Regions from separate parts of the Homo sapiens genome. Here all the other regions are linked to region 1. The links are chromatin loops, found by intact Hi-C in ENCODE. Cell type or tissue: PC-3. All regions are shown on one strand. Each heading gives the region's core, and the rest is flanking DNA. Links, peaks and the distances in the headings are about the cores only.

Region 1 (10,488 bases), core at 4,348-6,847:
CTTGCCAGGTGGCCCAGTCCAAAGCTGGGTGTGGAAGGACCGCAGAAGAGTGACTCTTCCGGAAAGGAAATAAATCCCTCTAATGATTTAAAAAAAGGGAGGGGGGACAAGAATAATCCATGTTCAGGATAACAGAGGAATCTCATTTTCCCTTGTTGTTTCCTAGGGCAATAGAATGCAACTCTGCCCTTCATAGAGTTGGGTTCCTCCTGGGTTACTCATCTGTCCCTAAGGACGAGTTGTTTATTCAAGAGTTAATAAAATTGAGAGCTTTTTGCCCTTTGAACATTCCTCCTCCTTCAGAATCTCTTGGTTTCCCTCTGCCATGCTCCTGTCATTGGTCAGGGCTGGAAGGAGCCTCAAGTCCACAGGTAAAGGTGGCTCCTGGACTGTGTCCTCTCCTCCCCTCAAACCCACAGGGCCTTGGGCTGGATCCTTCAGTCAGATCCTGAAGATGCCCTGAGGAAATGGCTCACCCATGCCACATATTTGAAGTCAACCAAACAGAAAATAGTTGCTTTACTATTTAATCAATCTTAACCAAGACAGGATTAAACAATATAGTAAGGGAAGAAGTCCAAGAGGACCAGTCTCTTCCGGTTGCCTGTACATCAGCTTTGACCAATGACCCACTGAAACCAGAGTGTCCGTGTCAACATCTGGCTCCCATCACTTACAGCCTCACTTCATTCTTCCCTGCTCTGCCAAGATCCAAGTGGTGCCAACTTCCTCTCTGCACCTTGCACCTCCAACCACACATGATCTCTTCTCTCCATGTGGTCTGTCTGCCCCAATAAATTGGAGAGACCTGTCAGACAGCAACAGCTTTGCCTTCTTCACTTCATTTTGTCCCCATCATCTGCAACAGTGCCTGGGCTGTGATAGAGGCACTGTAAAATATGTAAAGGGTGGGCCGGGTGAGGTGGCTCATGCCTACAATCCCAGCATTTTGGGAGGCCGAGGAGGGTGGATCACTTAGGTCAGGGGTTCAAGACCACCTGACCAACATGGTCTCTATAAAATACAAAGATACAAAAATTAGCTGGGTGTGATGGCATGTGCCTGTAATCCCAGCTACTCAGGAGGTTGAGGCAGGAGAATTGCTTGAACCCAGGAGGCAGAGGTTGCAGTGAGCTGAGATCTCACCACTGCACTCCAGCCGGTGCAACAGAGCAAGACTCCATCTCAAAAAAAAAAAAAAATGTACAGGGTGAAAGAATTAATTAAATATTCATTACAGCTAAGTTTTTCCATGTAAAGAGGAAAAAAATGAAAAGTCAGCATGACTTTCAAAACTTTTATTTTTTTTGGCAGTACAAACCTTTCCTTCCATGCATAGCTGCATTTTTATAAAACAAACAAAGCAAAACAAAACACCTTTCTTATTCCAAGAAAATCTAACCTAGGACCCGAAAGAAATTTTTTTCTTCTCTTTTTTTTTTTTTTTTTTTAGACAGAGTCTCACTCTGTTGCCCAGGCTGGAGTGTGGTGGTGCAATCTAGCCTCACTGCAACCTCCACCTCCCGGGTTCAAGCAATTCTCACACCTCCGCCTCACAAGTAGCTGGGATTACAGGCGTCCACCACCACGCCCGGCTAATTTTTTTTGTATTTTTAGTAGAAATGGGGTTTTGCCATGTTGGTCAGGCTGGTTTCAAACTCCTGACCTCAAATGATCCACCCACCTTAGCTTCCCAGAGTGCTGGGATTACAGGCATGAGCCACCACACCCAGCCTAAGCCCCAAAATAAATTTTTAAAAAGCAGCATACTCAAGTAAGGTTGCCATGTTTAGCAAATAAAAATACAGGAACAAAGGAAAAATAGAACAGTTTCTCTACTCACATAACACTTCTGACATCAAACGTGTGAGGTTTTCACACCAAGCAATTCTCTAAGTCTCTGAGGACACCGAGTGTCCTACAATTTAATTCAATTCTGACACTACGCAGTCAACACAGACCCCACAGGCTAAGCACTCAGTCCCACAAGACTGCGCCCACTTCCGACACCAATCGCAAGTACTGGGTCCCTAGGTTATCCACACTTGGCTGCAAATCAGGAGTTCCCATGACCCCTTCCTCAGGTTCAATAATTTGCTATCATGGCCCACAGAACTCAGGGAAACACTTTACTTACTATAATGGATTTATTATAAAGGATATTATAAAGGATACAAATGAACAGCCAGATGAAGAGGTACTGTATATATCATCTCAGCTACTCAGGAGGCTGAGGCAGAAGCATACCTGAGGCCAGGAGTTCAAAACCAGCCTGGGAAACATAGCAAGACCCCATCTCAAAAAAAGGAGGGAAGGTACTGTACATACAGGGAGGTCCAGGGTCCCAAGCACAGGAGCTTCTATTCCATGGAATTGGGGTGCACCACCCTCCCAGCGTGCTGATGCATTTGCCAACCGGAAGTTCTCTGAGCTGTGTTCTCTAGGGTTTTTATGGGAGATCCACTATGCAGGCATGATTGGTAAAAATTATTGACCATTGTTAACTAACTCAATCTCCAGCCCCTAACCCCTTCCCAGATTTGGGAGAGAACTGAAAACTCTAGTCATTCTCTGGTCTTTCTGGTGACTGTCTCCCAACCTGAAGCTATCTAGAGGCCCCCAGCCACCAGTTATCTCATTAACATATAAAAAGACACTCATCACTCTGGAGATTTCAAGGGTCTTAGAAGCTTTGTTTTAGGAACTGGAGACTGAGACCAAATAGTACAAGAGATGCTCCTATCTCCCCAGTCACTCAGGAAATTACAAGTGCTTAGGAGCTCTGTCCAGGAACTGGGGATGAAGACCAAATATCTATTTCTTATTATATCACAATGTCACACAGGACATCCAGTTAAGTTTCAATTTTTAAAAAAATAAAAAATGTGTAAAGATCCCAAATATTACATGGGACCTATTTATACTAAAATTTTATCTGATTTTCAAATGTAACTGAGTGTCCTCTGTTTTATCTGACAGACCTCTACCTAGGGCTATGCATGCCTGGGGTCCCAGAGGTGACTGGGGTCTGTGCAGTCCAGTTTCTAAACCACAGTTTTAGGGAAAAGTGTGGCTCTCTCGTTCTGCTTCCCTCTCCTGTCCCTGGAGCCATTCTGCTCTTGAGCAGAGCTAAGGCTCCCTTCCCCAGCAGCAGTGCCTGAGACCCCAGCATCTGTGTGCTTCCAGTGGAGGAAAGTCTATGAAACAATGGACTTAGTTTCCTGAAGCGTTGGAGTGTTTCCTTTTTTCTTTCTTTTTTTTCCTGAGACAGGGGTTCACTCTGTCACCCAGGCTAGAGCTCAGTGATGCGATCTCAGCTCACTGCAGCCTCGACCTCCTGGGCTCAAGCGATCCTCCCACCTCAGCTTCCGGAGTAGCTGGGATTACAGGCGTGAGCCACTACGCCTGGATGGAGTGTTTTCTAAGGGTCAGAATAACTCCATACATAGCCAACATTTATGACAAACAACTATATCAGTTCACACAATCACTTCAAGTGAAACAGATTGCTTCATACTCTGTTTCCACAGAGGTCCTCCTTCTCCCTGATGGATGGCCGCCTGTCCTGGGCAGGCACATTATAAAACTGCAGCTGCCTTGCTTTCCCCTTCCTGCTCCCCAGCCCATTCCTTCTGTGAGGAATGACCACACTCAAACCATTCATCCTGGTTCTGTTGGGTGGATACTGGTGACTTCTGCGGGAACCAGTGCTGGAGATGACGGGGCAACTGACACACCTCTCTGTCTTCACTCCCCTCACCCCAACAAAGCAGCAAAAGGACTTCTTGGATACTCAGATGAACTCCTGAGTGCCTTCCAGAATGAGCTCATTCTAGAGAGGAAACCGGTGAATCCCGCAGAGGACATCTGTTGATTTTTGTCTGCTTACATTTGAGTCCTTCCTATGTGGAGGAGTCCTCCAGGGGGTGGTCTCGACAGGAAGCAGACAGTCTTCTAGGGCCCATGTTTGACCCAGGCTCAGCCCGTGGGATGCTCAGGCTGGGGGCTTTGACTCTTGAGGGAGAGACAGGTAATTAGAGACGGTGCACACCTGTAGTCCCAGCTACTCAGAACACTAAGGTGGAAGGATTGCTTGAGTCTGGGAGGTCAAGCCATGGCAGTGGGGTCGAGAGTCCAGCAGTCCATGGTAACTGGTAGCAGAATTCACACAGGCATCCTGACCCCGAGGCTGAGCGGCTGTGACTAGGTTCTTAGCTACCTGGCCTTCAGGGTGTTCCCTGCCCATTTTCCCGAACCTGGTTTGCCAGACACGAATCAATCCTGTAAACCATCCAATATTCTTTCTCATAAGCTCGTTCTTAGCTTGAGTTAGCCAGAGTGAGTTCCTGCCGTTTGCAGCAAGAGCACTCACAGATACAATCTATAGGTTGTCACACTTCACCCCTCTCACTCACTGCCCCACTCCGTGGTGATGTTAAATAAAATTTATAGGAGCCCATTGTTTTGGACTGAGGTCCTACACTAGGCCCCAACAGACCAAGCCAAAATGGAGTCACTCGTGCTAAGTGCTGCATAATCAAACTGAAACTTTATGAAGCAGGAAAATCCCCTAACAGATCATGTTTTCCTAAAAATAGGAGATTTATGGCAACCAATTGGAAAGGGCCCAGTAAACCTGAGCTGGCACGATAAGATAGTCCTCTTTCCTTTAACCCTTATAAGGAAAGCAACCTGACGTTAACTCATCTGCTTTTTTGTGGTATTCTGTTTCCTTGTTCCTGCTCAAGCTACCTTACAATGGATCTGTCGTGCCGAGTGGAACTCCCTCTATTTTGGAAGATATGCTGTCTGATTCCTGGATCACTAATAAAAGCCAAGTAGGGCTAGGCACAGTGGTGCATGCCCGCAGTCCCAGCTACTCAGGAGGCTGAGGCAAGAGGATCACTTAAGCCCAGGAGTTCAAGACTGTAGTGAGCTATGATTGCCCCATTGCACTGCAGCCTGGACAACAGAGTGAGACTTTGTCTCAATTAAAAAAAAAAAAAAGGTTGGGTGTGGTGGCTCATGCCTGTAATTCCAGCACTTTGAGAAGCCAAGGCTGGCAGATCACTTGAGCACAAGACCAGCCTGGGCAACATGGTGTAACCCCTTCTTTTACAAAAGAAATAGCTCAGCTTTATGGTGCGCATCTGTAGTCCCAGCTACTCTGGAGGCTAAGGTGGGAGGATCGCTTGAGCCTGGGAGGTCAAGGCTGCGGTGAGCCGAGATCGCACCACTGCAACTCCAGCCTGGATGACAGGGCAAGACCCTGTCTCAAAAAAAAAAAAAAAAAAAAGGAAAGCCAATTACTTGTTTCACTATGTTGAAATTTTATTTTTTAACAGTGCCCTTGGTTGGCCAGCTCTGCGCATAAAAGTGAAGATGGCGTGGCAGATGCCAAGAGACCCACAAAGGGGCTGTGCAGATTCCGGGAGTGAGATGTGGCGGTGTCTGGAAGGACAGAGCAAGAAGAGCAGGTCTGGGGTTTCCCAGGCCAGATGCTTGTCTACCCTCTACTGCTCTCTAGTGGCCAGAGTCCAGAAGCCGGGCAAGCCTTTCAGCTTTCCTCCTCAGAATAATGTCAGAGCAAGTGGGAGCACAGAGGAGAAGCTCCCGGCTCTACAGGTCAGAGGACACAGTGCTTCCACTGAGCGTCATAAGTCTTTATAATGGGGCCAGACCAGCTGGCAGGGCTGTGACAGGCAAGGTGCAGGGAATGACATGGGCAAAACCATGGAGACTTGAGATTATATTGCACCGTCAGAGAATGCAAATTATTTGGTAGGACCAGAAGCTAGGGTGTGAAGAGGGTGGTGAAGAATGGGCCTGAGACCAGTGGAACAGAACAGAAGCCTCAGAAATAACACCACACATCTACAACCGTCTGATCTTTAACAAACCTGAAAAATAAAAAAGAAATGGGGAAAGGATTCCCTATTTAATAAATGGTGCTGGGAAAACTGGCTAATCATATGTACAAAGCTGAAACTGGATCCTTTCCTTACACCTTACACAAAAATTAATTCAAGATGGATTAAAGACTTAAATGTAAGGCCTAAAACCATAAAAACCCTAGAAGAAAACCTAGGCAATACCATTCAGGATATAGGCATGGGCAAGGATTTCATGACTAAAACACCAAAAGCAATGGCAACAAAAGCCAAAATAGACAAATGGGATCTAATTAAACTAAAGAGCTTCTGCACAGCAAAAGAAACTACCATCTGAGTGAACAGGCAACCTACAGAATGGGAGAAAATTTTTGCAATCTACCCATCTGACAATGGGCTAATATCCAGAATCTACAAAGAACTTAAACAAATTTATGAGAAAAAAAAAACCCCATCAAAAAGTGGGCAAAGGATATGGAACAGATACGTCTCAAAAGAAGACATTTATGTGGCCAACACGCAGGAAAAAATGCTCATCATCACTGGTCATTAGAGAAATGCAAATCAAAACCACAATGAGATACCATCTCACGCCAGTTAGTATGGCGATCATTAAAAAGTCAGGAAACAACAGATGAGATGCTGGAGAGGATGTGGAGAAATAGGAATGCTTTTACACTGTTGGTGTAAATCAGTTCAACCATTGTGGAAGACAGTGTGGCAATTCCTCAAGGATCTAGAACTTGAAAGACCATTTGACCCAGCAATCTCATTACTGGGTATATACCCAAAGGATTATAAATCATGCTACTATAAAGACACATGCACACGTATGTTTATTGTGGCACTATTCACAATAGCAAAGACTTGGAGCCAACCCAAATGTCCATCAATGATAGACTGGTTAAAGAAAATGTGGCACATATACACCATGGAATACTATGCAGCCATGAAAAAGAATGAGTTCATGTCCTTTGCAGGGACATGGATGAAGCTGGAAACCATCATTCTCAGCAAACTATCACAAGGACAGAAAACCAAACACCGCATGTTCTCACTCATAGGTGGGAACTCAACAATGAGAACACTTGGACACAGGGCGGGGGAACATCACACACCAGGGCCTGTCAGGGGGTTGGGGGCTGGGGGAGGGATAGCATTAGGAGATATACCGAATGTAAATGACAAGTTGATGGGTGCAGCAAACCAATATGGTACATGTATACCTATGTAGCAAACCTGCACGTTGTGCACATGTACCTTAGAACTTAAAGTATAATAAAAAATAAATAAATAAAAAAGAAGAAGAGTGGGTTTGAGAGATGGCCTGAGGCTTTGCCTAGAAGGGAGTTTGGAATGCATCATAGACCATTGAAAGCCTTCCAAGGGTTTAAGCAGGGGCATAATATAGGGATTCCTCCTAGAAAGAAACATTCTCAAATTTGCACTTTAGAAAGATCATTTTAGCAAGAGTGTGGAGTATGGAATAGAGAGTCTAGTAGCTGAGGCCCTGCCCTCAGCTAAGCAATGTCAGTGGGGACAGAGAAAAGAGAACCCATTCATCCTTTATTCATTCATCTAAGACATATGCCAGGCTTGCTGGAATTGCAAAGCTGCGCCCAGAAACCCACATTCTCCCCTTTCTGCACAATGTGGAAGAAAGCCACGGACCTGCCCACATACTTGGAGCCCCAAAATCTTGACCGTCGCTGGCAAGAGTTGGAGCCTGATTTGTGTGGGCAGTTCAGCTGCTTTATTTTTTTAGCATTGATAACTGGCATACTGATTAGGTAACAACTCTTAAGAATTGAATAGTACTACATCGCCATTTTATAGGAATAAGGAAATTGAGGCATAGCAAGGCAGGTTCCACCCAAGGCCAGCTGGCTCCTGAGTCTATCCTCTTAACCATTCGCTATTCCTTCCTCTTTGTGCTGATCACACAGCAATGCTCAGGATGCTCAGAACAGCTTTGGGGAGTGTTTTGCCTCTAATGTCCTCATCTTGTTCTCTAGCCTCATTCAACCTGTTTCCTGTTCCCTGGAAGTCATTTTATGGCTAAATAAATCCCAACGAAATGTTAACTCTGAAGACAGGCACCTCCTGCCTTCTCCCCTGGACCCCCTTTCTGCTTGGAGTCCTGGTGTTTGCCATAGTGTCTGTATTTTCAGAAGGTTAATGGGTGCAGGATCCCACATTAGGACTTACAGGGAGGGCTCAGCCTCTGACCTCAGAAAATTCAGGTCCCAGGGGGAGTCAAGACAGATGAACTATTCAGTCTGTTCGTTATTCTAGCTATCAGCATCTTCAGCTAACCTGGTGTTTTTTAATGTAGTTTGAGAGTCTCTAAATTGATTTCATGACCCACTAACTAGCATCTCAAATCACATTTTATTTAAATGAAATTGAATGAAATACAAAACATGAAGTGTATTGCATATAGTACAATTAATAATTGTTTCAAGAAAATTTCTGTTTTAGTTGTGTGTATCTGAGTGTATATGTGTGTGTGTGTGTGTGTACACACTTGATTACAATATAAAATACATTTCTTACTGTGAGTCCAGTCAAAAAGTTAAAGCACCACATATCTTAATATTTTCTCCCTCTGGCTTCACAATAATTGTTTGCAGCAGTTTTACAACCTATGGTTTGTTCAAGGAAATACGAAAAAAGAGTTTTGATCCGCGGACCTGTGAAGGAGCAGAGGAGCCAGGCTGAGCCAGCACATGAGGGAAGCCCTTGGATCCAGACACTGCAGCAGAGCTAGGGCTGGCCAAAGGGCTGCATGGACAATAACTGGCTCACACTGAGGGCCCCGCTCCTCACCTGCCTATCTTAAGCCACCTGTTCTCTCTCTCTCTCTCTCTCTCTCTCTTTTTCTTTAAATACAGATGGCGTCTCGCTATGTTGCCCAGGTTGGTCTCAAAACTCCTGACCTCAAGCGATCCTCTCACCTCAGCCAACCAAAGTGCTGGGATTACAGGCATGAGTCACTGCACCTGGCCCAGTCACCTGTTCATGAAAACCCCAAGGCTCGCTGCTACCCAACCCGAGGTCAAGACTGGCCAGAAGGTGTGCAGATACCCTCTCGCCTATTCAGCTGTTGCCTACTGAAGCCTGATCTGCAGCTCCCACTGCACCGCTCAGGCAGCCAAATGGGGAGGAAAAACCACAGAGTGGTCGTAAGCTGTTCTTCCGCAGGCTCTTAAGCATTGGTCTCTAACCAACAAGGCCTGGCATATGTATTGAATTTATTTATTTATCATTATTATTGTTATTTTAGAGCTGGAGGTCTTGCTTTGTTGCCTAGGCTGGTCTTGAACCTTCTCACCCATTGCTTGGACCAGCTGGCAGCCCACGGGTATACCCCAAGCAATCCTCCTGCCTCGGCCTGCCAAAGTGCTGGGATTACAAGCATGAGCCACCATGCCTGGCCTTGAATGTACTGAACTTATTCTTCCGTGTATCCCAGGCACAGACCCACTTTCTGTGAATGGGAGAGTGGTCTGGCCATGGCTCACTGGCCTGTGGGTTAGCAGGACTGATTTGGCTGCTTCTCAGAGGCCCCTCCAACCAGAGCTGCGTCTTCATTCAGGGAAGATGACCTTCTCCAAAAGGGCCCCTCTCCAGACCCTACAATCAAAGGTATGCCTCTGTGTGGAAACCACATAAATGCACTTATCTTTCCTCTACAAAACTGAAACTCCTGACACCCCCAACTCCCCACCATCTGGGCAGGGTGGTTTTGTTTTTTTCCAAGAAGCAAATAATTCTAGAAGTCAGAGAGAGTGGGGCCCGGAATCAGGCAGCCTGGACTTTCATCTCAGATCTGCTTATGAGAGAATGCCTGTGGGCAGGTTGTTTAGCCTCCCCAAGGGTCAGCGGCCTCCCCTGTAAAGCAGAAGATAATAATAGCTCCTATTTCAGCAGGTTACCATGAGAATAAAATAAGGTAATACAGGAAGGCAGGTAATCCAATACTCAGCATATAGTAAATGCTCACTAAATACTACCTACCATCATCATAATGACTGTGGTTATTATGACAGTCTCTAGGCAGCCCCAGAGTGGCCATAGGTCTGAGAGCCCCACAGGGCCCCTCCTGGTTGATTCCCCAAATCCACTTCTCCATCACCCTCACTGACCTTCTCCCACTGTGAGGCCTCCTGCCTTCCACAGGACCTGCCTGCTGTCTCACCTCTTCATAGCTCACCTCTCTTCTCTACCCCAAGGCTGGCTTTGAGGGACCCTGGCTCCACAGTCCTTGCCACAGTATGAACAAGGTAATGTGGGGTCTGGCACGAAAGGACCTGGGTTAGAGTCCTTGCTCGGCTGCTGCCTGTAGGGAGGCATGGCTGTGTCCTTCAAGTAAATCAGGATGGACCAGAGACGGGTACCAAGTCTGAGACCCCACCAACAAGGATGGTCTCACCCATCAGGCAGGGCCCAGGGCCTAAGGTTTGTGACCGTGGCTCCTTGCTGCAGGTGGAAGTGGCAGCTAATGTCCAGTAGGCAGAAGGATGCATCCTGGGGCCAGGGTGTGGAAACGGGAGCAGGCAGGCAGCCTCTGTCCATCTCCTGGACAGGGTTCAAG
Region 2 (7,922 bases), core at 3,846-6,345, 150 kb before region 1:
TATGATTTTTGCTGTGCTAGCCAGAACTCTGCTACTTACTTGAAGTAGGACCTTGGGAAAGTCCCTTCTCTAGGTCTCAATTTCCTCATATGTAAAAGTGCATCTGGGATTAGTCAAGACCCTTCCAAGCCTGACATGCTATGGTCTAAGTGTCCCAGTAATCTCTCTGTCACCCAGGGATCAAAGATTTACAGATGTGTAGGAGAGATGGGGAGGAACACACTAAGATATGTCCTTGTGAGTTTAGTTAACTAAAAGACTGGGGGAAAGAAAGGGAAGTAAGAAAATAAAGTGAAAAGGTGGAAGAAGGCAGAGTGTAAAAGAGGGAGATAAGGAAAGTACAAAAGATAGAGATGTCTGCTGCAATTTCTCAGTACTCTTCAGATACATCCTGGCCAGGTTTACTTTCTTAGGGGCAGGGTAGATTGTGAGGGTGTGGAAAATGGTATTTTTTCAAAGAGAGTCACAATAGTATTGCCATCTCACATGCTGTTATACAATGTGATCTTGCCATTTCTCTACCAAGATAAATGCAGTCTAGTTTCTCTCCCTTTAAATCTGAGCTGGCCGTAAGACTTGCATGAACAATAAAATGTGGTGGAAGTTATTCCAAGTGACTTCTGAGGCTTGGTCAGAAGCAGCTTTCCCTTAGTTACTTTGAGACATTTGTTCTGAGGGAAGCCAATCTGACTACCTGAGGCCATTGTGCTGGAGAAGCCACACATTGGCATTCCTGTTGACAATCCTAGCTGAACCCTGCCTTCTAATCATTTCCCTCAAGGCTTATCAAATAAGTGAATGAAGCTATCTTGGACTCTCCAGACCAGCCCATGCTGCAGCTAAGTATTACTGATCAATTTCACTTTATACCACAGGGAGCGGAAGAATCACCTAGCTGAGCCCTACCCAAATTCCTGCTGTGTTTGTGCCTAGATTTTTTTTATAAAACAAAACACACTGGAACAGGATGGCAGGAGATTTTTTTGTTTTTGTTTTTTAAACGCTTGTTTCAAACAGCAATGAAAAATCCTTAAAAATGTATAAATAAGACTTCAAGATTTTAGAGGTGTGAAATTTCAAAAGAAATCTGGAGGCTGGGCGTGGTGGCTCACGCCTGTAATCCCAGCACTTTGGGAGGCTGAGGCAGGTGGATCACAAGGTCAGGAGATCGAGACCATCCTGGCTAACACAGTGAAACCCCGTCTCTACTAAAAAATACAAAAAATTAACTGGGCGTGGTGGCAGGCGCCTATAGTCCCAGGTACTCAGGAGGCTGAGGCAGGAGAATGGCATGAACCTGGGAGGTGGAGCTTGCAGTGAGCCAAGATCGTGCCACTGCACTCCAGCCTGGGTGACAGAGTAAGATTCCGTCTCAAAAAAAAAAAAAAAAGAAATCTGGAAGCCAACTTTCAATTTGCCCATTAAGGACTTTAGTACAAAACTACCATCTTCTATAGGTCATTATATCGTTTTTGTTTTTGAGACAGAGTCTCACTCTGCCACACACATTGCAGTGCAGTGGCGCAGTCTTGGTTCACTGCACCCTCCCTGTCCCAGGCTCAAATCGTCCTCCCACCTCAGCCTTCCAAGTAGCCAGGAATACAGGTATGCACTACCATGCCCAACTAATTTTTAATTTTTTTTTAGTAGAGATGAGGTCTCAATGAAGCAGTGTTGTTGCCTGGGGTAAATACCCGGGTTCATCATCTCGAGCCAAGAAGATTAAGGACATGAACACACATGAAGAGTAAGTTTAGGAGCAGAGGTTTAATAGGCAAAAGAAAGAGAAAGGAGAACAGCTCTCTCCCTTGCAAAAGAGAGGGGCTCCCAAAGGGGAAAACCCAGCCTGCGGTGGACTACACCCGATTTTATAGGCAAGCTTGAGAAGGCAGTGTCTGATTTATGTAGGGTTCACAGATTGGTTTGACCAGTATGATGTTTACATAGTATTCACGGAAGGCTGCATGCCCCACCCTAATCTTATTATGTAAATGGAGTCTTTGCCTGGCTGGCGCCATATTGTCTTCTCCTTACTGTACATGTGGTTTGACAAAGGGAAGGGAAGATGAAGCTGCCATTTTGAACATGCCTAGTCCCAGGTAGCCTTTTCCTGTTGGCACAACTGCTGGCATTCACCTGTACAAGCTTCCAGCTTGCTTACCTATGTCTGCAGCTCGATTTTACAGGCTGCTCTTTGTAGAAAAAAAAACAAAAAACTATTTTGAGACTGCTTTTCATGAAAAGAAAAACCTTACCAAGGACTCCCAGACCCTCACTATCTGCCTAAGTAATTTCTTCTTAACTCCTGTATCATTACTATATTGCCCAGGCTGGTCTCAAATTCCTGGGCTCAAGTGATCCTCCCACCTTAGCCTCCCAAAGTGCTAGGATTACAGGCATGAGCCACTGTGCCCAGCCATGTTGTATTTTTTAAAGTACAGTTTATCATGAAAAAGGGAGAAAAGGTACTACATCCAACCAGAATGGCTAAAATGAAAGAGATAAACACTATCAAATTTTGACAAAGATATGAAACAACCAGAACTCTCATATATGCCTGGTGGCAGTGTAAAATGGCATAGCCACTTTAGGAAATAGCTTGGTAGTATCCACTAAAGCTGAAAATATGCATATATTCAATTGTATTCTTAAGTATATATCCTACAAAAATTTATGAGCGTTTTAACCAAAAGATCTGTGTACAAATGTCCATAGCAGTAATCTTTTCTTTTTTTTTTTTTTTTTTTTTTTTTTTTGCTCCAGTCAAGGGAGAAGCAGTGATGTTTTAGTATCCAGAAAGTGGAAATAACCCAAATGCCCATCAACAGCAGAATGAAATTGTACTATATTCACACCATGGAATATTGTATAGCAAAGAGAATGAATGAACTATTAACAGAAAAGACATGGACAAATCTCATAAACATGATGCTGAAAGAAACCACAGTCAAAAAAGTACATTATTTTGTGATTCCATTTATATATAGTGGGAAAAGGAAGCAACATTAATTTATGGTGTTAGAAGTTAGGATAGTGGTTACCCTTAGGGGTAGTGACTGAAAGAGAACATGAGAGGGGTATTGGGGGTACCGTGATGTTTTGGTTCTTCATCTGGGTGCTAGTTGCATGGGGTTGCTCACTTTATGAAATACCATTGAGTGGTATGCTTTTGACCTGTGCACTGCTCTGCATGTGTGATATACTTCAAAATGAAACATTAAGATACAGGAGGAAGGACATAGTCTCAAAGCAAAGGACAGTTTTTTTGTTGTTGTTTGTTTGTTTGTTTTATTTTGTTTTGAGACAGAGTCTTGCTCTGTTGCCCAGGCTGGAGTGCAGTGGCGGGATCTCGGCTCACTGCAACCTCTGCCTCCCAAATTCAAGCAATTCTCCTGCCTCAGCCTCCCGAGTAGCTGGGATTACAGGCGTGCACCACCAGACCGGCTAATTTTTGTATTTTCAGTAGAGACAGGGTTTCACCATGTTGGCCAGGCTGGTCTTGAACTCCTGACCTCAGGTGATCTGCCTGCCTCAGCCTCCCAAAGTTCTGGGATTACAGATGTGAGCCACCATGCCCAGCCAGAACAAGTCTTTAAAAACTAAATTTAACTTTATGAACAGTTTTACGAAAAATGTACTATATTTGTCCACATTTTCCTCATCTCTCCTTGAAGCAGTGTAAATTGCTTTAAGACAGGGTTCTGGGGCTATGCCAATGTCAGTGGGAAAAGAAAACAGGGGTGACAAGACTGGCATCAACTGATGCTGTGAGGAACAGGCCAGCTCTTTAAGGAAGGTGCCTCTCATCTGCTCCTGGCTTCTGTGCTCATAGTTCACACTCACGGTGTTGTGTGCATGTCTAGGAAGATGCTTCCCAACCTTTTGCAGACCATGGCATACGCAGAAAATGACAACATCGGAATGGCACACTGGCATACCAGTTGGGGATCCTTGCAGTCAATGCTGACTGGACTCATCCTTCAGCCGCCCCCAAGAAGAGAGAGATCAATACCTTGGCACATCTGTGGGAAAGCTCCCATTAGAGAGTGTGGGGAAGACACAGGCCTCCACAACACATTTCAGGTTCTCTAAACTGGCAAAGGGGAAGAGTCTGGGCTTCCTTTGCCCTTTTGTTCTCAAAGAGCCCAGCTGTGCACACCCCTCACCCCTGCACTATAGCTCCCATTTGGGTAGTGAAAAATCACAGGACTCAGGGGAGTTATGCAGCATTCGGGAATGGAGACCTGGAAAGCCACACACTCCTCCTTGCTTTCCTGTGAGCCTCTCTTCTTGCTGTCCCCTTTACAACCAACAGTCCCTGCAGGGGGAAGACACTCTGCTTTAGTCAGTTCCACCTCCCTTCCAGATCTCATCCTCCTTTCAGCCTAATTTTCCTCACACTGTCATGCTCCTTCCCACTGCTCGCCCCCCACCCCCTACTCTCCTCCAGCACATCACACATTGCGCCTGGGCACACTGAGCTTGTCTGCCATCTATGAAGAGGCCCATGTCACCCAAGCCCTTCTCTTTCCCTGTCATGCCATAGCCTCTTCCAGGAGCGCTCAGCCTGCTGTTTCTGCTCAGACCTCCCCTCCTCTGCAAAGCCTCCTTCTGCGTGCTGCCCGAGAGCCATCCCCCACTTGGGTTTGTGTTACTGCTGTGTATGGCAGCATCTTCACTGTGCCTGATTTCCCGTCTTGGCCCATCGTAGGTGCTCAACAATTGTTTCTCAAATGACCAGCGCCTGCAGAGGGACCCTGACATGAACTCCACCCCACCCCGACTCTTGGCAGTTACTCACTGTCCCCTTGAGTCGGGATCCCAGCCCCTCAGGGGACCTGTCTTGCAGCCATTCCACGCTCTGTCACCCCACTGCCAGGAGACTAGAGCCACACTGCCTGGATGACGCTCATCTTTACCAGCTCGCAGCTCTGCCAGCTGCCTGCTCAGGGGTGGCCGCCAGCTGAGGGATTGAGCTGATTATAGGTGAATCAGCACCAGGCTGATTGTGGTGTGAAAAAGGGGAAGGGTGACTGTGTCTTAGCCTCAATCCTGGCTCCCCTCCTTCCAGCCCTGACCTGCAGTAACAGCACAGGGCCACCAGAGGCTCTATTGGGCGACTCATGCCCCGCGGAGAAAGGCCCAGTAGGAGAGCATCTGACCCAGTTCCCAGCAGATGAGAAAGGAAGAAGAGTTCAGGAGGCTTCTACTCTCAGAGGTCTCCAGCACTGAAACCCCGCAGCCGCACCTGGCTGCCTTATCCTTGTGTTTTGCCCCTCATGGGTCTAGAAGCTGTTGTGTTACACCTTAACATCTTCCTCCTTGCTTGCCATGAGCCCCTCTGCTTGCAGCCCCCTTTACAGAACAACAGTCATGGTAGAGGGAAGATGTCTCCACTTTTGTCAGTTCTGCCTCCTTTAGGAGAGTGTCAGGCCTAACCCATGTGTGCTCTGTCTTTCAGGGCATGGAAAAGACTATTGTCCTGTTTCGTCTTTTCAACACCTCTTGACTCTCTCCCCCTGGTTTCCTAACAGCCAGCTAGGTTCAGGGCCTCCCATCTCTGGCCAGGATTAGTGCAATGGCTTTCTGAAGGGTCCCAGGCTCCAGGGAGCCCCTTGCCCATCAAGTCTCTACCCTGGAGCCAGACAGCCCTTACTTCCATCAGACATCAGCCTCCAGTGGCTCCGAAAGGCCAGGCATCCACACAGCACCCCACGGCCCCAAGAACTGGCTGCTTGATTTTCCTGCCCTGTGTCCCTCCTCTCCTTGGCCCTCTACCCAGCAATCACCCCAAAACACTGTGATGTTTCAAGCCTTTGTACTTTGCACACATTCTTCTCCATGGCCTAATTCCCTCTCTCCACCCCTCACTCCACACCTCCTCCACCTTTACCCTTTCTCCCCATTCTTTCTTCACCGGGCACAGCCCTACTTATCCTTCAAAACTGCCACTTCCTCTGCGAAGCCTTTCCTGACCCGTGTCCCAGAATCCCTCCTCTGAACAAATCCTGTTCCCTAAACATGCATCTCTCATTGTATCTGTCACTCAAGGGTTGCAATAATTACACACACGCCTGTCCTTTGTCCTCCACTGGCTCTGTACCTCCATGTGGGACCCATGGCCAGCACACATTGGTGGTGCCCGAAAGCTGTTGCACTGGAGTTGTTCCTTCTGCCCCATCACCTCCCACCTTGAACAAGTCCTTTAGATGACCTGAACTCCAGTTTGTTGATCTGCAAAATGGAGAGATGTGAGAATCAGAAGAGAACACGTAATGAAAGGGTGTTATAAACTGCTAAGGGCTGTACAAATGTTTGTATTGCATTTTTGTCTTCCAGACTAGTGTTTACCTACACTTGCCTGTGTGGAAATCAGAAGATTAAAGGAATGCGATGTGATCTTTTTGTAATTTCCCCACTTGGGTCAAGGGAAAAGCTGGTCAAGAGTAAACCATTAATTCATCCCCCTGCAGGCCCCCCAATCTTCCCTAGAATTCTGGGTTAATGATTCTGAGGTTGTTTTCCTCACAGAGCCAATTCATATCTAATCTTTGGCATGTTCCCCCCTTTATTAAGAATAACTTGACTCACCCCATTAATTCCTCATCCTGGGGTCACGAGCCTTGTTTTGCAGAAGGAAATGGTGGCTGTGTGTATGTCTTGGGCCTTCTTTCTTTCTCAAACCCCTTTCTTTCATGGATTCATGCCTACAATTCCCTCTGTGGACAGAAGAGACCTCTCCTTACCTGCATAATGAAATGTGTGACTTTTCTCAAAAGTAGCTTTAGGAATTAACTGTGGAGGTCCAAGTAGCAAGGATGCTGTGACCTAACTCGTTACCCCCTCACGTGTGGTTTGGAATCCCAGCAGAAAAAATTTCCTGAAGATCTGGTACGGAGAAACCATTCTGGGCCTGGCTTTTAAATGTTTTATTAGCAGCTGGGCGAGGACTGGGCTGCAAAGAGATGCAGCCCCCGTCAGAAGCGATCCCTGTTGGGGAGCAAGGCCTGGAATTCCAGGAGGGAGGTCTGTTTATAGCTGAGGCAGAGGCTGGGGAGCGAAGCCTGGGAGCCAGACATGGCTTAAGGGTGGTCTGGACACTCTTGAGATAAGGCCAACTAAGGACTATGAGCTCATTGAAGTTCCAAAGCCAACTCACAGCAGCTCACCACCAGACATGTCCCCTGCCCCCACATTCCCTCCTCTCAATCCAGGAATTTTGGTGCTCATCTCTATAAAGTTTTAGACCATGGTGGTAGGAACCTGGTAAGTCTCAGGTTCTTGCATTGCCCGATTCTCCTTGGATTTGCTGGGTTTGCCTCCTTCCCATGTCTCAGACAGGGCTTTGCATAAAGAAGTGGGCTGGTAGATCTGCAAAGGTCCCTCTGTGTGACTGGAGCAAGTTACCCTCTTGAGCCTCAGTGTCCTCTTCTGTAAAATAGGGATATCATTCTTTCTTTCCCAAGGCTTTTGGTAATAATGTCATTCTCATGTGATTCTTAACAAAATGGGCCTTTCAGACTTAGATCACTTTTGTGCATGCATAAAAATGAAAGCATTGAGGAGAAGGAATTGGTGAATATATGTCTGGAGCAATAACTTCATCAGAACTGCCACGGTGGTTGTAGGACCATTCTGATTCCAGAGGTATTAAAATGCAAAACACAATGTTGAAATGCAAAACCCAACAAAATAATAAACAGCCTTGTACCTACCGCCTCCCTTAAGAACTAAAACAATTCCCAACACCACTGAAAGACTGTGTTCACCTCCTTGATCCAATCTCTTGCCTTTCCACCCCAGAGAAAACCACTGTCCTGAATTTTTTCCCACTCCCTTGGTTTTGTTTTACCAAACATGTATCCAATATGTAACATATTATTTGTATTTGATCTTGTTTTTGAATTGTCCTGTAGGTAGAA
Region 3 (10,488 bases), core at 7,989-10,488, 520 kb before region 1:
TTTTTTTTTTTTGAGACAGTCTCACTCTGTCGCCCAGGCTGGAGTGCAGTGTCATGATCTCAGCTCACTGCAAGCTCCACCTCCCGGGTTCAAGTGATTCTCCTGCCTCAGCCTCCCGAGTGGCTGGGGTTACAGGTGTGTGCCACCACACCTGGCTAATTTTTGTATTTTTAGTAGAGACGGGGTTTCAGCTTGTTGACCAGGCTGGTCTCGAACTCCTTACGTCGTGATCCACCTGCTTCGGCCTCCCAAAGTGCTGGGATTACAGGCGTGAGCCACTGTGCCCAGCTTCTTCTAGTAAGTAATTATTTTCACTTGGTTGATTTATATCTTTTTCATCTATCTGTGGCAACATACTGCTTGGAGGAATTAACAGGCAGCAAAAAAAAAAAAAGTATTGACAGACATGGATACTTCACCGATAAGTAACACAAGGTGGCAGGATAGAATTTTGAATGCTGGTTGTGGGCAAAATAGTAATTTAACATTTATTATACAAGTTTCCGTTGTAGAATAATAAATATTTTCTTTAGCTTAGCACAATTTATCTCGTGATTATTTTTATTGTGCTTTCCTCTCCTTACTTTAGATCATTTCATCTTCAGTATATTTACCAAAATAAGCTCTCCAACACTGGAGTTTTGAGTAATAGTTTAAAATTATTTATTTTTTTTTTTGAGATGGAGTCTTGCTCTTTCGCCAGGCTGGAGTGCAATGGTGGGATCTCGGCTCACTGCATCCTCTGTCTCCCAGGTTCAAGCAATTCTGCCTCAGCCTCCCGAGTAGCTGGGACTACAGGCTTGCACCACCAAGCCCGGCTAATTTTTTGTATTTTTAGTAGAGATGGGGTTTCACAGTGTTAGCCAGGATGGTCTCTAACTCCCAACCTTAGGTGACCTGCAGGTTCACCTCGGCCTCCCAAAGTGCTGGGATTACAGGCGTGAGCCACCATGCCCAGCCAATAAGTTTAAAATTTTGTAAGAGTTAATCTCTCTTAGTACAGGTATACTTCATTTTATTGTGCTTTGCTTTATCGAGCTTCAAACATACTGCATTTTACAAAATTGAAGTTTCATAGCAACTCTACCTTAAGCAGCTCTATCATTGCCATTTTTCCAACAGCATGTGCTCAATTCCTGTCTCTGTCACCTTTTGGTAACTCTTGCATTACTCAAGCATTTTCATTATTATTAACATCTGTTATGTTGATCCAAGATTAGTGATCTTCGATATTACTATTGTAATGGTTTTGGGGTGTTATGAACTGTACCCATATAAAATGAGAACTTAATCGATAAATGTGTTCTGACTGCTCCACTAATCATCTCTCTCCCCCTACTTGGGCCTCTATATTCCCTGAAGCACAACCATATTGAAACTAGGCCAAGTAATAGCCCTGCAGCGCTCTCTAAGTGTTCAAGTAGAAGGAAGACTCACATGTCTCACTTTGAATCAAAAGCTAGAAATGATTAAGCTTAGCAAGGAAGGCATTTTGAAAGCTGAGAGAGGCCAAAAGCTAGGCCTCTTGCACCAAACAGCAAAGTTGTGAATGCAAGGAAAAGTTCTTGAAGGAAGTTAGAAGTGCTACTCCAGTGTATGAAGGCATAATAAGAAAGCAAAACAGCCTTATTGCTAATATGGAGAAAGCTTGAGTGGTCTGGATAGAAGATCAAACCAGCCACAGGATTCCCTTGAGTCAAAGCCTAATCCAGAGGAATGCATTAAGTCTCTTCAATTTTTTGAAGGCTGAGAGATGAGGAAGCTGCAGAAGAGAAGTTGGAAGTTAACAGAGGTTAATTTATGAGGTTTAAAGAATGAAGCCATCTCCATAACATAAAAGTACAGGTAAAGCAGCAAGTGCTGCTGATGTAGAAGCTGCAGTAGGTTATCCAGAAGATCTAGCTAAGATCATTGATGAAGGTGGCTACACTAAATAATAGATTTTTTTTTTTTTTTTTTTGAGACAGGATCTCGCGCTGTTGCCCAGGCTGGACTGCAGTGACACGATCTCGGTTCACTGCTACCTCTGCCTCCTGGGTTCCAGCGATTCTGCTTCAGCTTCCCAAGTAGGTGGGATTACAGGTGCATGCCTCCACGCCGGGCTAATTTTTTAATATTTTTTGGTAGAGGTGGCGTTTCACCATGTTGCCCAGGCTGGTCTCGAACTCCTGGGCTTGAGCAATCCTCCTGCCTCAGCCCCTCAAAGTGTTGGGATTACAGGCATGAGCCACCGCACCTGGCCAACAATTTTTAATGTGGATGAAACCACTTTATATTGCAAGAAGATGCCATCTAGGACTTCATAACTAGAAAGAAGAAGTCAGTGCCTGGTTTCAAAGGACAGGCTGACTCTTTTGTTAGGAGCTAATATAGCTTGTTACTTTAAGTTAAAGTCAGCATTCATTGACCATTCTGAAAATCCTAGGGCACTTAAAAATTATGCTAAATCCACTCTACCTGTGCTATGTCAGTGGAAAAACAAAGCTTGGGGATGACAGTGCATCTGTTTATGGCATAGAATATTTTAAGCACACTGCTGAGACCACTATTCAGAAAAACAGATTCCTTTCCAAAGATTACTGTTCGTTCACAAGGCACCTGGTCACCCAAGAGCTCTGATGAAGATGTACAAGGAAATGAATGTTTTTTCATCCCTGCTAACACGGCATCCATTCTGCAGCCTATGGAATCAAGGAGTAATTTTGTACCTACAGGTCTCCTTATTTAAGAAATACATTTCATAGGCTATAGCTGCCATAGAAGTGATTTCTCTGATGGATCTGGGGAAAGTAAATTGCAAACCTGCAAAGGATTCAGCATCCTAAATGCTATTCAGAACATTCGTGATTCATGGGAGGAGGTCAAAATATCACCATTAAAAAGAGTTTGGTAGAAGTTGATTCCAGCCCTCATGGATGACTTTGAGGGGTTCAAGACTTCAGGGGAGGAAGTAACTGTAGATGTGGTGGAAATAGCAAGAGAACTAGAAGTGGAGCCTGAAGAATTAACTGAATTGTTTCAATCTCATGATAAAACTTAAATAGATGAGGAGTTGCTTCTTATAGATGAGCAGAGTATTTTCTTGAGATGCATTCTATTCCTGGTGAAGATGCTGTGAACATTGCTGAAATTACAACAAAGGATTTTAAATGTTACATAAATTTAATTGATAAAACATTGGAAGGGTTTCCAATTTTGAAAAAAAGTTCCGTGGATAAAGTGCTGTCAAATAGCATCAGATGCTACAGAAAAATCTTTTATGAAAGGAAGCATCAATGGCTGCAGCAAATTTCATTGTTGTCTTATTTTAAGAAATTGCCACAGCCAACCCCCACTTTAAGCAACCATCACCCTGATCAGCCAGCAGTCATTAATATCTAGGCAAGATCCTCCACCTGTAAAAAGATGATGACTCACTGAAGGCTGAGATGATTGTTAGGATATTTTAACAATGAAGTATTTTTAAATTAAGGTATGTATTTTCTTAGGCATAATGCTATTGCACACTTAGTAAACTACAGTATAGTATAAACGCAACTTACATGCACTGGGAAACTGAAAAAATTATGTGACTTGCTTTATTGAGATACTCACTTTATTGTGGTGGCCTGAAACCAAACCCGCAGTACCTGTGAGCATGCCTATATTTGATACAATAGGAACTATATTGCAGGTAGTAAAAAATGATGAATAGTGTTAGTTCAAAGCGATAGATGATTTGTATGTCCAAATTAAAGAAAAGCATGTATGGGAAAAAGATTGTCATTTTTATGTAAATGATAAGTGCTTTCTGAATTGTATTTAAAGAAAAGAAGATTTTATAAGTCCAAAGAATCACTTAATACAATGAATAAAGGGTAATAATTTACCACTTTTGGATTACCTTTTATTTAAGACATAAATTTTTCAACTCATAAGCTATTTAAAATCTTTTCACTTAAGATACCTGTTGAAATTTTGTTTAGGTATCTGGCCAGGAACAGTCTTCACGGGGACAAAGAATTTTATCTATTCCAATTTGGCCCCCAAACCTAGGTATCTCACAGAACTGTGTGTATGAGGTACAGCAGGTACCAAAAGTAGAAAAGACAGGTAAGTGTTTGTAATACATTTTGGCAGTCTGCTGGGTAATCATGTTCCCTTTGAAGACATAAAACTAAGTTTTTAAAAAGAAAAAATCTCAGGGATGAATATTCATATATATAAATATGTAGTTATTCATTTTTTTTCTTAAGACCTCTAAATTTACCTTTTTAAAGTTGAACTTCCAGAATTATCTGTGCATGATTTACTTGCATGTTGCTTTGGAATTGTTTGCATTTTTCTATTTTTCCTAATTCTGGAGGCCATCGAAATATATAGATTCCAGAATGAAACATGTAACTAGGCATCTTTCTAACCTAGATAAGTCTTAAATATTGTTTCTAGAGTAAGATGACGATATTAAGGCAAACTAGAACAATAACATTAATATATTTTCCTCTATTCTTACAGACAGTGATCTGACACAAACACAGCTGAAGCAAACAGAGGTCCTAGTGACAGCTGAAAAGTGAGTTCTGGAAAGCAAAAGGAGACATTTGCTAACTTTAGTTGAATAAAAAACTCATTTCTCAAAAATCACTTGGATAAAAAAATGAAGGTGATAGTATTCCGTGCTGGTGAAGGGTGCTGGCCCTTAAGTCAGATAGGCCTGAGTTCCAGTCCTGACTCTGCTGTGTTTTAGCCGAATGATTTTGAGCAAGAAACTTAACATCTCTGAGGTTCAGTTTCTTTGTCTATAGTTTGGATTGTTGTGAGGATTAGATGAGACAAAGCATATAAAGCACAATGTCTGAAACATACCTAGGCACCTAGGTAGTGTTAGGAAGGGAAACAGCTTGTCTGTGGACCTGGACCAGCTCAAATACTCTTTGAAATTCACATACTTAAACAAAGGTCAAGATCACATAAAAATATCTTTCAGATCTCAAAAGGATCTTTAGTTGTCTTTGATTTACTAAATCTCAAAACCATCTATAAGAGAATTGATCCAAAAATGAATATGCCAGTTGAAAAGATGATCATTTTAATTTATCTCTTGAACTGTAGGAGAAGATTGTCAGAGGGGTGAAGATGCTGGAATTCTTCATTAAAGAAATAGGAATATTTGGGGCTATGGTTGAGAAATTGATACATGTTAATAAAACAGGACAGAGACTTAAATCTTGTCTCAGGGAGATTCTTGAAATATCTTGATTGTTAATTATATTGTGGCTGTTTTATAGTTTTTTGTTTTAACATTTAAATTTAGGGACCAATTCTCATTTATTTTATCTGCTTCTCAATCTTTATTTTGTATACCTTGTTTTGAGAAAATATTACTACATAAATAAGAACTAGTAAGAATGGAAGCAATTTTTAAAAAAATTTTTTAAATGAATATTTTAAAATTCATGATTAAACCTTTCAATATAGTAAAAACTTCTTTGAATAAGATTAATAAGGAGGCTAATCTAACAAGTACTTCGTTTTGAGTAACTCTTAAATCTTTTTGTAACAATATAGGATATAAAAAAGATATTGGCTGGGCGTGTTGGCTCACGCCTATAATCTCAGCACTTTGGGAGGCCAGGGCGGGAGGATTGCTTGAGCCCAGGAGTTTGAAACCAGCCTGGGCAACACAGTGAGACCCTGCCTCTATTAAAAAAAAAATTAAAACATTCTGGCCGGGCGTGGTGGCTCGTGCCTGTAATCTCGGCACTTTGGGAGGCTGAGGTGGGTGGATCACGAGGTCAGGAGTTCAAGAGCAGTCTGGCCAAGATGGTGAAACCCCATCTTTACTAAAAATACAAAAAATTAGCCGGGCATGGTGGCATGCACGTGTAATCCCAGGTAGGCTGAGGCAGAGTATTGCTTGAACCCTGGGGGGCAGAGGTTGCAGTGAGCCGAGATCGCACCACCGCATTCCAGCCTGGGTGACAAAGCAAGCCTCCGTCTCAATAATGATAATAATTTTAAAAAATAGATACCTTACTTGCCCTTGGTGTCTAAAAATTAAAAGAAAAAAAGAGGCCGGGCGCGGTGGCTCACGCCTGTAATCCCAGCACTTTAGGAGGCTGAGGCGGGCGGATCATGAGGTCAGGAGATTGAGACCATCCTGGCTAACACGGTGAAACCGCGTCTCTACTAAAGATACAAAAAAAAAAATTAGCTAGGTGTGGTGGTGGGCGCCTGTAGTCCCAGCTACTCGGGAGGCTGAGGCAGGAGAATGGTGTGAACCTGGGAGGTGGAGGTTGCAGTGAGCTGAGATCATGCCACTGCACTCCAGCCTGGGCGACAGAGCAAGACTCTGTCTCAAAAAAAAAAAAAAAAAAAGATACTTTTTTGTATCTTTATGTAAATACAGAGTGTTTATATGCATAGCTTATATCTGTAAACTGAAAAATTGATAGATAAGAGTTTGCAGAAGACCTATTTTTATTTATTATTTTTATTTGAGAGTTGATCTCACTGTCATCCAGGCTAGAGTGCAGTGGCATGATCTTGGCTCACTGCAGCCTCCACCTCCCAGGCTCAAGCCTTTCTCCTACCTTAGTCTGCCAAGTAGCTGAGACCACAGGCATGTGCCTCCACGCGTAGCTACTTTTCTAGATTTTTTTTTTTTTTTTGTAGAGATGAGGTCTCACTGTGTTGCCCAGGCTGGTCTCGAGCTCCTGAGCTCAAGCAATCTTCCCGCCTTGGCTTCCCAAAGTGCTGGGATTACAGGTGTGAGCCACCGCGTCCGGCCCTATTTTATGTTTAATATTATAAATCCTTAGACATAAAAAGTTGCTAATAAAACTTAGAGGGCATTTTTAAGGATTTACCTTTGTTCCTGACATATGAACACTTTAAAAGCAAGGGAAACATCTTCATCTATGTATTCTCAGCACCTGACATATTGCCTAGAACTTAGAAGATGTTTGGTAAATGTTTGTTGGATAAGTTTCTTTTTTAATTTTATTTTCCTTCAAGGCATAAAAGATCCTTAAGATTCATAAAGTATCACTAGAAAATAGTCTTTAAACCTTTTACTCATAACATCACATATATTTGTGCATGGGGCAAATATAATAAACCATTAGAGAAGCTGTTTTAAGATGCAGTACAAAATTATATGTGATAGCAAGAAAAATTAGAGAAGAATATGGCCTCTCTGTCATCAAAAGTCTAGAGGATTCCAAATAGTGTTCCTGAAGACCCCCTTGATTCTCTTTCTTAAAAACACAATAAAACTTGTTAGAATACATGTTCTTTAGTAAGTGGAGGCATTCACACGTTATAAATAATGAAAAAACACATTAGTATGTTAATTATTGAGCTTTTTTTAAAAACCACATTTATAATGGCTTTATTGATGGGTTTTAGATATCACTGCATAAGTAAATTAATACTAAATTATGATATGGTCTTTTTAAATAAAGCTTGTCCTAATGTTTGGTCTTAGTCTAGAAATTAAGTGAAAAAGAAATTCAGATAGGAGGAATTCTTGAAGTTACAAAAACTCGGATTCTAAACACTTCTTCTTTTCTATTTAGATTGTCTTCAAATTTACAGCACCATTTCAGTTTGTCATCTGTTTATTCACATTACTTTCCTGACACTGGAATTCCAGAAGTGACCACCTGTCATTCCCGAAGTGCCATAACTGTGGATTATATTTTCTACTCTGCAGAAAAGGAAGATGTTGCTGGGCACCCAGGTAAGGAATGCATGTAATCTTAAATTCTCCTAGAGAGCACAGTAGCTAAAACCTCAAGGTTAAAGTTAAGAAAGCTCTCTAAACATCCAGTTGAAGTTCTAGATCTAGAAGGTAAAAATATTTCGAAATAGACAGATTGGTAATATATTTGAATAAATCAGTTGATTACTTGCATATGAGGGAGGCAATAAAACACATCCAAGCAAATTATTACCCAAGAATTACATTAGCAGTCCTACCCTCCAGTTCCAGTCAGCCTCTGAGTTATAGGTCTTTCATATTGCCCTTTCTTTTTGCTTGCCATAAATTTACTGTTTTTCCTGTGACAGGAACTGAGTATGTTGTTAATGGTCATCATAGTTTTGTGCTTAAATTTTACCGAGGCGTCCTGCCTTCATTGGAGGACCATAGTTACACTGCCAGCAACACAGCTTATGCTGTCATGTTGACTCTGGAATATTGGATTTTTCTGAGGAGGAAAAGTATATATATATATATATATATATATATATATTTTTTTTTTTTTTTTTTGGATACAGAGTCTCGCTCTGTTACCCAGGCTAGAGTGCAGTGGCATGATTCTCGGCTTACTGCAACCTCTGTCTCCCGGGTTCAAGTGACCTTCCCACCTCAGCTTCCCGAGTAGCTAAGACTACAGGCATGAGCCACCATGCCCACCTAATTTTTGTATTTTTTGTAGAGACAGGGTTTCACCGTGTTGCCCAGGCTGGTCTCAAACTCCTGGGCTCAAGCCGTCCACCTCGGCCTCCCAGGGTGGCTTGGATTACAGGCATGAGCCACCACATTCGGTCAGAAAAGTCTATATAATTTTTTTGTTTGTTTGTTTTTGAGACGGAGTCTCGCTCGTCGCCCAGGCTGGAGTGCAGTGGCGCTATCTCAGCTCACTGCAAGCTCCGCCTCCCAGGTTCACACCATTCTCCTGCCTCAGCCTCCCGAGCCACTGGGACTACAGGCGCCCGCCACCATGCCCGGCTAATTTTTTGTATTTTTAGTAGAGACGGGATTTCACCGTGTTGGCCAGGATGGTCTCGATCTCCTGACCTCATGATCTGCCTGCCTCGGCCTCCCAAAGTGCTGGGATTACAGGCGTGAGCCACTGTGCCCGGCCGAAAATCAGGTTTTAAACATTAGCCAAAGGATTTAAAGTGGAGAAGAAAATGCAGTTTAAGATTACTGGAAGTACAAAAATACCTTTAAGAAAACTTTGGAATGTGAGCAGCTGTTTTATTCTTTTCTGATTTTTTTCATTTTTTTCTCTTCCATTTTTTTGGATGCTTCTTTTTCTTTACCCTTTTCCCCTCTGTTTGTTCCCCCCTCCTTTCTTCTGGGAATAACCTTATTAGTAACACTCACGAGATGACTTATTCCTGCCACTAGATCTACTCTACAAAAAATATGCCTGCTGCTTTGAATTTATAGTAAGGTTTTCGTAGTTGTCATGCTGACAGAAGTTCACTTGGTGGCAGGAGAGTGTTATGGATCAGCATTTCAAAAAGAGCATGTCATCTTCACTTCTGTGGGTGCTGACTATCTGGGACTAAATTATACTAATTTATTCTCCATTCACCTTATAAACTGCTACAGGGCTGTGGCCCGGTGTCTCTGGCTTTATGCAACTACAGAATGGTTGCTGGATGAGTTTCTTATGTAGTTGTCAACCACAAATTACCCTTAACATTCTTAAGTATTTCATTTATATTTTCTTCTAAAGATTGTTTACAGAGCTGGAAATAGAAAAAATATCTCAAACTGCTGTGTGTTTGATAATTATAATTAGGTTATAATTCAATAAAGCTTAGATATTCTAAAAACTGTGTCATAGTTTTTAGTCTTCTGGAGGGGCCTCAAGTTCTATATTTGTTTGGAGAAAAGACTTGTATGATTAATTTACAATAACCCGTTGACAATTTTACTAAATATGTGTGTGCTTCTTTAATGTAGGAGCTGAAGTTGCTTTGGTTGGTGGCTTGAAACTTCTAGCTAGACTGTCACTTCTTACAGAACAAGACTTATGGACTGTTAATGGACTTCCAAACGAAAATAACTCTTCAGATCATCTGCCTTTATTGGCAAAGTTCAGACTTGAGCTCTGACTCTCTTTGATCACATACTAATTTTCTTTCCAATTTGTATTGTTTTTCAAAGAATGTAAAGTTCTTAAGTGTATGCATGTTGTTTATTTTTGCACTGTGGAGATTCTGAAGCGGTTATGTTAGATGCTTTGAAACTCCATATCAGAAGAAATAACTTTATAACAATTTTTTTTAATAATGAAAAATATTTTCGTGACAAGTGAGCTCTAAATTCTCTTTATTGTAAAAGAGATGTAAAGGTTTTATATTCTAAATCCTAGTAAAATTGACAGTGATTTTTAAATATAATGCATCTTCCTTTGTCTGCTTAGTAAAAAATTTCATTTCATAATTTTGGCAAGCTCTGTAGTGGATCCAAAGTATCTTTGAGTTCTTGCAAACTACAAGTTGTTTCCTTTCCAGAAGGCTTGATTTCATTAGGAGACCCCTCTATTGAGTTCTAAATAGTTTATCTTAGAAAGCCTTGGGTCATTCACAGGTATCCAACCAGCCATTGTTTAGTTTGTTTTTGAAGGGGTTTGATAATGCTTTTTAAGTTGTACAGAATGCTTAATCCATCTTATTACTGTCCTGAGCCATGTAATATGCCTGCATCGTGTTGGGGAAATGTTTGGGAAATATAAGCCAGCATAACGTGTAAAGCTCACTCTT

The links. Hi-C counts contacts between places; a loop is a spot of excess contacts. Peaks named below come from ENCODE experiments on the same cell type or tissue, not always from the same donor. Only the 100,000 strongest peaks of a DNase experiment are listed, where the experiment ranks them.
Region 2: a loop joins it to region 1, with 7 times the contacts of the local background. A loop is called at or near these places in 73 of 110 quality-filtered maps.
Region 3: a loop joins it to region 1, with 5 times the contacts of the local background. A loop is called at or near these places in 25 of 110 quality-filtered maps.

The regions. Positions count from the first base shown.
Region 1 is chr1:212,472,366-212,482,853 of GRCh38, reverse strand. LINC02771 (long intergenic non-protein coding RNA 2771) reads left to right here and starts at 9,976. Exons shown (of 3, transcript NR_183725.1): 1 at 9,976-10,177. RefSeq lists an enhancer at 10,271-10,488. In PC-3, for the core only: a CTCF peak has its summit at 5,531 (motif pointing left); a DNase peak (open chromatin) is centred at 5,523; H3K27ac peaks cover 627 bases.
Region 2 is chr1:212,627,405-212,635,326 of GRCh38, reverse strand. LINC02773 (long intergenic non-protein coding RNA 2773) reads left to right here. Exons shown (of 4, transcript NR_183483.1): 3 at 2,764-2,955; 4 at 3,864-6,399. Among named protein-coding and RNA genes, the nearest start is that of GARIN4, 6.9 kb to the right of the region's middle. RefSeq lists an enhancer at 4,286-4,817. In PC-3, for the core only: CTCF peaks have their summits at 4,903 and 5,106; a DNase peak (open chromatin) is centred at 5,116.
Region 3 is chr1:212,994,390-213,004,877 of GRCh38, reverse strand. ANGEL2 (angel homolog 2) reads left to right here. Exons shown (of 9, transcript NM_144567.5): 6 at 3,966-4,092; 7 at 4,495-4,552; 8 at 7,560-7,723; 9 at 9,686-10,488. The coding sequence ends at 9,837. Among named protein-coding and RNA genes, the nearest start is that of ANGEL2, 16 kb to the left of the region's middle. In PC-3, for the core only: a CTCF peak has its summit at 9,204; a DNase peak (open chromatin) is centred at 9,187.